Regions from separate parts of the Homo sapiens genome. Here region 1 is linked to region 2. A link is a loop called in an ENCODE intact Hi-C map of the cell type or tissue named here. Cell type or tissue: K562. All regions are shown on one strand. Links, peaks and the distances in the headings refer to the core of each region. The heading gives the core; the rest is flanking DNA.

The links. Peaks named below come from ENCODE experiments on the same cell type or tissue, not always from the same donor. Only the 100,000 strongest peaks of a DNase experiment are listed, where the experiment ranks them.
Region 1: it touches region 2 in a loop (11-fold over the local background); 93 of 110 quality-filtered maps call a loop at or near these places.

The regions. Positions count from the first base shown.
Region 1 is chr3:113,134,004-113,138,404 of GRCh38, reverse strand. All of the region lies in intron 1 of NEPRO-AS1 (NEPRO antisense RNA 1), which reads right to left. Among named protein-coding and RNA genes, the nearest start is that of LINC02044, 32 kb to the left of the region's middle. In K562, for the core only: a CTCF peak has its summit at 2,127 (motif pointing left); no DNase peak of the experiment used is centred there.
Region 2 is chr3:113,285,499-113,289,899 of GRCh38, reverse strand. It overlaps BOC (BOC cell adhesion associated, oncogene regulated), which reads right to left. Exons shown (of 20, transcript NM_001378074.1): 19 at 4,335-4,401; 20 at 2,441-3,225. The coding sequence ends at 3,038. CFAP44 (cilia and flagella associated protein 44) reads left to right here. Exons shown (of 35, transcript NM_001164496.2): 35 at 1-2,970. It overlaps SPICE1-CFAP44 (SPICE1-CFAP44 readthrough (NMD candidate)), which reads left to right. Exons shown (of 52, transcript NR_183050.1): 52 at 1-2,970. Among named protein-coding and RNA genes, the nearest start is that of BOC, 76 kb to the right of the region's middle. In K562, for the core only: a CTCF peak has its summit at 1,645 (motif pointing right); DNase peaks (open chromatin) are centred at 1,649, 2,439 and 2,679.

The sequences.
Region 1 (4,401 bases), core at 295-4,294, 150 kb after region 2:
ATCTGGGAAAAAAACCCCAAAACTCTTTTTAAAGCAACTCTTGGATCATAAAGAAAATCAAAATCAAACCTAATATTCAGAAAATAAGAAAATGTTTAAATTTAAAATAAAAATATGTTTTAAGGAAAGATAGAAGATAGAAGCTATGAAGCTATATGAAAAAGAAAGCAAGGAAATGAAAAAGAATTCAGCATGATCTTTATCTCTGGTGGTTGGAGGAGTAGTATGGACAGAAGCAGAGGGAGGGAATGGGAGGGGCAATATAGGTAGATGGAGTTTATTGTCAAGACGCATTGGGTGATGGGCCCATATTTTAAAAATTATGTTAAAAAATGGAAGAACTAAACAAAAGATGGCTATGCATTTACCAATGATGAGAGTGTAACATAAATTAAGGATGATGATTAATCCAATTCTGTGCCAAAAACTAATTTAGAAATAACTATATACTAGAACCTAAGGAGTGCAATTTAAAGCAGTGCTCAGAGGAAAATTCATAGTCTTCCATATGTAGAATAATAAAAAGACTGATAATGAAAGAAGTAACATCTGACTCAAAGAATTAATAAAAAGAACTGAATGATAATAATAAACCTAAAGAAAGTAGAAACTAAAAGCAGAAATTATTTAACTAATAACAAACAAAGTGGTATGTGTAGTGGTCAGATTGAAATAAATTATGGACTATCTGTACAGTGCAATACTCTGTGGCTATGAAAAAGGGAAGAGAAAGCTCTCTCTGGATTGATAGGGAATAATTGCCAAGCTATGTATAATAGCTAAGTAAAAAAAAAAAGCAAGGTGCTTTTGTGTAACGTATGCTATCATTTGTCCTTTGTGTAAGAATCAGGAAAGATAAAGAATATCCACACACACACACACACACACACACACACATATATATGCACATATGCACTTATATATGTGCATGTGTGTATATATACATATATACACATATATATGTATATATATATACACACACCCCTGCACATATATGTAATTGCTGGTATATGCATCTCTCTGGAAATATTCATCAGAAACTTGAAGCATTGGTTGCTACTGGCTAGAAGAAAGAGTAGAAGGGACATTTTTTACTACCCTTTTGCACATTTCAAATTTTGAATCACATGAATGTGCATACTTATTTAAAAATTAAGTTAAATAATTGGCAAGTAAATTATTTCTAGTTTTTAGAAATATGGAACTGAACAAGCCTTTAAATTTAAGATCATAAAATATAGCAAGAAATAGTTTTATTTTTCTAAATAACATTTTTATTTTCTACGTATATATTTTTCTAAATTATGTATTCCAAGTCCAGTTATGAGAGAGAGATTGTGGGAAATGAAAGGAGTGATAAACCACAGGAAAAGAGAGGGACCATGGGAAATGAGACTAAGAGTTAGACGGGAGCCCAGGAACCTATGCCGAAAGAGAGGAGCCAGACAATCAGGGAAGTTTGGTGAAACAGAAAGAAGTACAGGCATTCTACAAGTTCTAGGATCAGGACAGTCGGGTAAAATGTTCTTGCAACAATGCCTTCCATCTGGGACACGAGCTTTAGAGCAAACTATCCTGTTACAATAGTCTTTGAAATCATGTGAGAATAAAATGTTTATTTTTTCCATTGAAACCTAAGGGTTTTCTCATATGTGAAAAGAATTAACAAAGGTTTAAGAGAGTCAGTTAGGAACCTAGTATGTCTTTGACATTCAAAAGTGGTCGAATTGCTTCGTCTTTGTTCACAAGAGAATATGCGTTCCACTATTAAATGTCAGGCAGCTGTATTTGAAAATAGTGTTTATTTCACCTTTTAAAAGCCTCCCTTGACCACAAATAAGTCTAACTCATGAGGCTATAAATAATGTTTTATTTTTCCAATTTTTCAATTAAAAATATCAAACTCCTGGAGGAGCCACCCTTAGAAAATGAAGCACAATATCAGCTTAATAAAAGAAAAATTTATGTTTCTGGTTACAATATCTTGGCTTGAATAATTTCATCTCAGAATGCAAATGTAAGATAGAGTGAAGTTAAGTTGGGACCCAATCAAGTTTTGAAGATTCCCATTTCTGGCGTATAAAATAATGCAAGTTTAACGTTTTGGGAGACACCATTACCTCTGTTGCCACCTGCTGGTAAACATATGTCTCATTTAATTCAGTTAATGGCTCACCCCGATTAAACACATTTTGGATCTTGGAGATAGATTTGCAGCAAAATAACTTCTGCTGCTTCAGAAGTGGTCACTGGTTTACGGATGCAGTGGCTGATGCATCACAGGGACTGGCTGTGCTGAGCTATGTCCCTTAGTACGTAGGACAGCCGAAGACAGCTTGCACTGGTATGTGGATTTAGACAGGCCTTCCTCTGGCAGGGCCTCCTGCTCTCCCAATTCTTTAAGTTTGTCTATTCTCATGTCCATCAAAACATAGGATTCTTCTCCTTAAGGAGATCAGTTTTTAAAAACACTGAATGATTCTGAGTCTTAATTTAAAAAATTTTAATCAAAGGCTTTTGACCCTCCAAATGAACATGGACCACACACATATATATACTCATGCATACAGTTGCTTCATTTTGGTTCTGAGGTTGAAGTCAACACTGATGAACAGAGATGCTTTTATTTATTCTGCATGCAGCCTTTCTCTTCCTTCTCCCACTCATATGCTTTATTCTTCTGCTCTTTCAAAACCTGCATTCCATGCTCAATACTTGTGCATTTAGCTGCAACACAAACACTCATAACTCACAGTGTGGCTAATGTTTACACATTTTCTTATAAACATAAGGAGCCTACTTTATCTGGAACCCTCACTTTATCTGGAATTTTAATAAGCAGAAGGAAAAAATATGACCATTTTCCTTCTATGGTACCACTTCATGATGCTAATTGGTCATTATGTTCCCCCAAAATACTGTAAGATTCTGATGTGGTTTTGTTACCCATTTACTTATTTAAGAATAGTTGGGTGGTTGGTTTCAAGTTTTTGGTGATTCTGACTAGAGCTGCTATAAACATGCATGTACAGGTTTTTGTGTGAGCATAAGCTTTCATTTCTCTACAGTAAAAACCTGAGGGATGGGATTATTGGGTCATTGTGTATGTTTAACGTTTTAAGGAATTGCCAAGCCATTGTCCAGAGTCGCTTTACTACTTTGCATTCACATGTGCAATGCATGAGATTTCCAGTTGCTCCGCATCCTTGTCAGCACTTGGTATTGTCAGTATTTTTAATTTTATATATAATGGTAACACATTGTAGTTTTAACGGACATTTCCCTAATAATGAATAATTGTTGAAAACTTTTTGTGTACTTACTATCATCTAGCTATCCTTTTATGTTAAGTGCCTGTTTAATTACCCATTTTTTTACATTGGTTTATTTGTTTTCTGTTGCGTTTTGAGAGTTCTGATATATTCTGGTTATGTCTTTTGGTAATGTAGTTCTTGAATCATCAAAAAATGTATGAATATTTAAAGTTTTTTATTGTAAAGTTTTTAATTATATTTACTTCTTGGTGATTTACATATGCAAGCCACATAAGTCTATTAATTAAACTTTTCCATCACCCAGAACTGTGTGTATTTTGAATGATTGGGTGCTTTTTAAGGAGGCCCAGAGGGAAAGCTGGTAAGCTGCCCCAATCAGAGTCTGGAAAGAGCCATTTGGTGGATTCACAAAGGCAAGTCCAGGGTTTTTAGTCTTTAACTTGAAGATTCAAAAATGTGACTTGGTTGAGCCAGGCATGGTGGCTCATGTCTGTAATCCCAGAATTTTGGGAGGATGAGATGGGAATATTGCTAGAGCCCAGGAGTTTGAGACCAGCCTGGGCAACATAGTGACTCCCTGTCTCTTAAAAAAAAAAAAAAGAAAAAAGAAATGTAACTTAGCCAGTGTCCCAAGAGCTGATCCCATTTGAGGACGCTTATTCATGCTAGCAAGGCTCTCAAGAGACCAAAGTGCAAGACCAGGGTAGCAGCTAATGCACTAAGGGGGCCTCTTATGTCTTCTCCTATAGCTCCATCTGATATTCACAAGGTTCCTTGAGGAGCTTGGAGTTGGAATAAAGGGGATTTAGCTGTATCAATGGTTGTGACAGAATTTTTACTAGGTCATGGTGAAAAAAATAAGCATAATTTAACTTTTCTTAATGGATTCAACTTAAAGGGCTACCCTTTATTTAGAGATTGTATCCTTTCTACAACTTTGGCAAATTCCATATGAATTTATTTTCTTAGGGTGTATTGATGACTTACTGGCCTAGAAACAATTCTGAAAGTAAAGAGCCATTTTATGTTATAATTTCAGTCCTATCACCTGGATTTCTGAGACCTTGGGAGCTACCTCCCTCCCACTTCCTCATCTATATGTGTGTAAGTCAACTGAACTTGGCAT
Region 2 (4,401 bases), core at 80-4,079:
TTAGCAAATTCACTCCCTTGGCCATTAGGCAGGGCTTCAGTTCCTCGCCATGTGGGCCTCTCCATAGGGCCGCTTGGGATATGACTTCTCCCAGAGCAAGTGATCCAAGAGTGAGGGAGACAGCAAGAGAGAATGATGTATACAAGAGCCACAGTCTTTTACAGCCCAAGCTCAGAAGTGACATAGCGTCACTATTGTCATATGGGTCACAGGCTGACCCTGTGTGATGTGGGAGGGGACTGAACAGGGTGTGAATGCCAGGTGGGGGTCACCGGGGCCTTCGTGGGAGCTGGCAGCCACAAGAAGCAGCTGCCTGGAGAGAGTGGCTGGTCTCTGAGAAAGGTCTTGAGGCGATACCATCCCCTTGGTAATTGTAGAGAATCAGGAGAAGTTACGTTATCTTCCTGGGCCTCATTTTATTATCTGACAAATGAAGGATTGGTAGAATGGGTTCCTTCCCATTCTGAGATTCTGATTCTGATTGCAGCAAGAATGGACCTACAGTCTACAGAAGAGCCACATCAGGACTTGCTGTGCATTTCAACTGAGAGGAAAGCTAATCGGGATAATTATTCCCAAACTGAGCTGGACTAAATCACTAGTTAATTCTACAATATTCAGGGCTTCATTCCGCATGTTTGGGAATTGACGACAGTTAACACTGAATTACTTTATTTTGAATTGGACAAAATATGTTGATAGCTTTAGGTTCATTTCAACTTGATTCCAGGCTTAGTCTTAAATCTGTAGTTAAGTTAGAGCATCTGAGTCTTTGGGAAGTTAAGCTTCAAACACAAGTAGACCAGCAGGGTGTGGCATGGGCAGGGTGGCTGGGAAGCTATCCTGCTCCTGGCACACTTCCCTGCCTTCTGCTGTGCTCCCAGAGGAGCAGCCTCACCTCTGAGGGTAAGGCCAAAAATCAGCCTACACTGAGTTACTTGTGGGTCAATTGTTCATATAACTTGGCTCTTCTGAACTGTCATCCATAGTATCACCGATGATCAATCTCAGCATTGGAAGAAAAAGAAACCACAGAGTCCAGCCCCTCTGTCACAACTTCAGAGTAAAGGAGTTGCTCATGCCTGCCAGCCAGCCTGTCCCACCACAGCGGGCTCCCCAGCTTAGGGAGGTCTGTGAGCCATGTGCTAAATTTCTCTTTAGAGCTAAATCCATTGAGTGCTATGATTCCAGTGCTGTGCAGAAAGCAGATGTTTCACCTATCACTTCAGAAAAGTTCACCAGACTTCATTTTGACAGCTACCTTAGATCATCAAGGAGAAAAAGGAAAAAATGTAAAAACCAGTGGGGCTAGAAGGTGAGTTACAGCTCAGATTGGGGGGCCTCTGGATAGCAAAGCAATGACTGAGAGCGTCAGCCCTACCCACCCCAGAAGTGAGCTCTGGGCCGTGATGCCAGGTTGTCTGAAATCACAGTATCTTATTTTTTCTCTTCTCTTCCCTGCTCTGCTTCTCATTTCCTAACATTTACCTGTTCCTTACAGTCCTTCCTTTTAAATAATATTTTTAAAATACTGCTTTCCTGAAAACCATGCTGCACTTCCACATGAAGTTCTCTCTGACGTTGAGCTTGATGGAAAAAGGATGCAGAAGTCAGGAATAGCAGGTGCTATACTTATTTTGGCCAGCAGAGGATGCACTTGCCCTAAACAGTCAGAGTGACTCTTCCCTAGGACCCTGTTTATCAAATTCTTCATGTTTAAAAGCCAGGGTCTGGCCCCCCACTTAACGAGATTGTCTCAAGTGGCATTTCATCTGTAACTCAATTTTACAGAAATCTAGAAAATACAGGCTCCCCCCACCCTCTCCAGCCCCAAAACACAAAGCGTAGTAAGGCTTTCATTGCAAGCATCAGTCTCCATCTAATTCCACTTCCACATATAAAGATTTTAAAATTTCAATTAAAAAAGAATCTATGGTTGATCCTTTGGTTGGACAACAGTAAGTAAATGTTGATTTTAAACTAGTGAGTCAACTACTCTGGCAATGTTGGTGTATCTTTGGAAAGAAGGGAAGTGAATTTATTATGCACCATATGTCCATGTGTGGCACAGCACTTAGCTAAACAGTATTTTGGAGAAAATATTTGGTCTTCAACACACACCTATATAAAAAAGATTAGTTCTATTTCTTCAATATGACCTAAACTTCATCTCAAGTCCAGTTGGTAAGAGAACTATGAACCTGTTTTTCCTGGTCTGTTGTACAACGGTTCCCTTGTGGACTAAACGGTAATGTGTTCTGCATGAATCCAAGCACAACTGACATTCACTGTTTTAAAAAACAAAAAAGAGAAACATTTACTACCTTTTTCAGATCTCATTTCTGATGGACCTGAAAATATTGTAAGTGGGTATTTTCTTCAAATACTCAGAGACTGAATTCTAACATGTAAAGAAAATGCTGACTCACACATGACTCAGTTTGAAGGTTACAGGGAAGACTAAACATTTATTTAGAAGTTACAGTGTTTGTTTTTACAGAGATATGTTGCCACGGATTATTGATTCTGGAAGGTTTTTTAATGCTCATAGTGCTGTACACATCTTGGTCTGTTCTCATGGGCATCTTAGGAAAATGTTTCCCGTAGCACCGGATCCAGCCATCTGTGTGGGTGTCTCCAGGCTGTGATACCGTGCCCCTTGCTGTTCCCTCATGCTCGTGATGAACCATGTGCCTGGGATCCTTCCTCTTGCCAGCTTATCTGTGGGCCTCCTGCAGCCTCGCCTGCCACTGCAGAGGCCCCAGGTTAGGAGTCTGTCCCGCGCCAGCCTGTGCGGTGCTTTCCTGGGTGACTCCTGTTAGGTGGCAGCTTCTTTATTTTCCCTCTCCAACCTCAACGGGTAGGACTCCTTATGTCTCTCCAGAATTATAAAACATATACATTTATTTACAAGTGCATAAATATATAAATATGGCTATAATAGAAAAATAAATACCAATTTTCTCTGTCTCTTTTTTCTTCTTTTTTTTTTTAAAAAAAAAACAATATATAGTCTTTCTGGGATATCAGCTTCTGCCTAAATTGTGAGAGGTGGTGTTTCAAAAGACACACGCACCAGTGGCCCCGGGGAGAGCTGCATTCCAGGTTCCTGTCCTACGTAGGCCCCTACGGGGTGCTGGGGACACCAGTCTCCTCCACTCACTTGGCAGGAGTCAGGACTGTCCACCTCTTCAACTGGCACAAGGCCCAAGCAGCATGGGGGCCCTGAGGGGAGAAAGAGTAGGAACCATTAAAATCCAGATTGACCGAGGAGCCAACACCCAGTGACACTGGGCCAATCTCTATCTGTGGTGGAGGTGGTTACACTGGCTCTGGAAAGGGGACAGAAACCTACAACCGAGACAAGGGCACTTCTGTTCCCTCCAAGGTCTCTCATCAAAACAGGGAGGGCCACTTGCCACCCATTTCCCACTCATGCTGGGACTGTAGAGACTCCCGCACTGAGCCCACACCACAGGAGCAGATGAAGTCAGTGCAGCCCGTGAAACGCAGAAGGAAGCCCTGCTCTTTCTATGTTTAGGCGGCTAGTCCACCCTTTGCTATGGCTTCTGGTTACAATCATCCCACTCACAATCCAGTCCCCCCAGATTGACACGGTCCAGTTTAAATGATGCTGGGTCGAGCTTTAGGACCCAGCATCTTTTAAATTTAATCTCCTAGAGACAGAGTCCAGGATCTGCCTATGAATGGGCACACACACAGAGAAGCTAAGAAACGTTAGTGGATACTTGGTGCCCTCACCAAGTATCCACTGATTTCTAAGGAGACTAGCATGGAGGAAGACAATGGGATGGGCTTAGCGTGAATGGCCCAAAACTCCTTGGAGAAAAAGTTCCGTGGAAGTACAAAGAGTTATGATGATGATGTTTGTAAGAATTTGGCTCCTTAATGATTGAGGCAACCTTATTCCTTAATTAAGAGACAAGCCTCAACAAAGCAAGGCATTTCAGAGTGATTAGAGAATGCCTCTTAGTGTGATGAGCAGCAAATGGAATTTGTGAATGGCCTTGAAATGCACAGACCAAAAAGGGCTTTTTTCTCTGAAATGGAGAAATAGCCTTTTTCTCAGAGGCTGAGGACCGCAGCTTATCATGTTGCAGTAGAACCCACTTGGACATCCCACAGACCTACTGGGCCTTCAGCAGTGAAGGAAAGTGGCCAGCCACCCTCGATGCCCCATCCCTCCCACATAAATGCTGTGGCTGGCTCCTTACCAAGCCCCACCTTTGAAGACTGTTACTACTGGCTTGTGGATGCCTACCTCATGTCACCCCCAGCCTGTTTAATTTCCCTGCCCTGCTCCTGGAACCAACCTGAGTGAAATGGAGGGTCCCACACTGCTTCCAGGACAGGACTGTCGGGGGCTCTCCTCACCCCTGA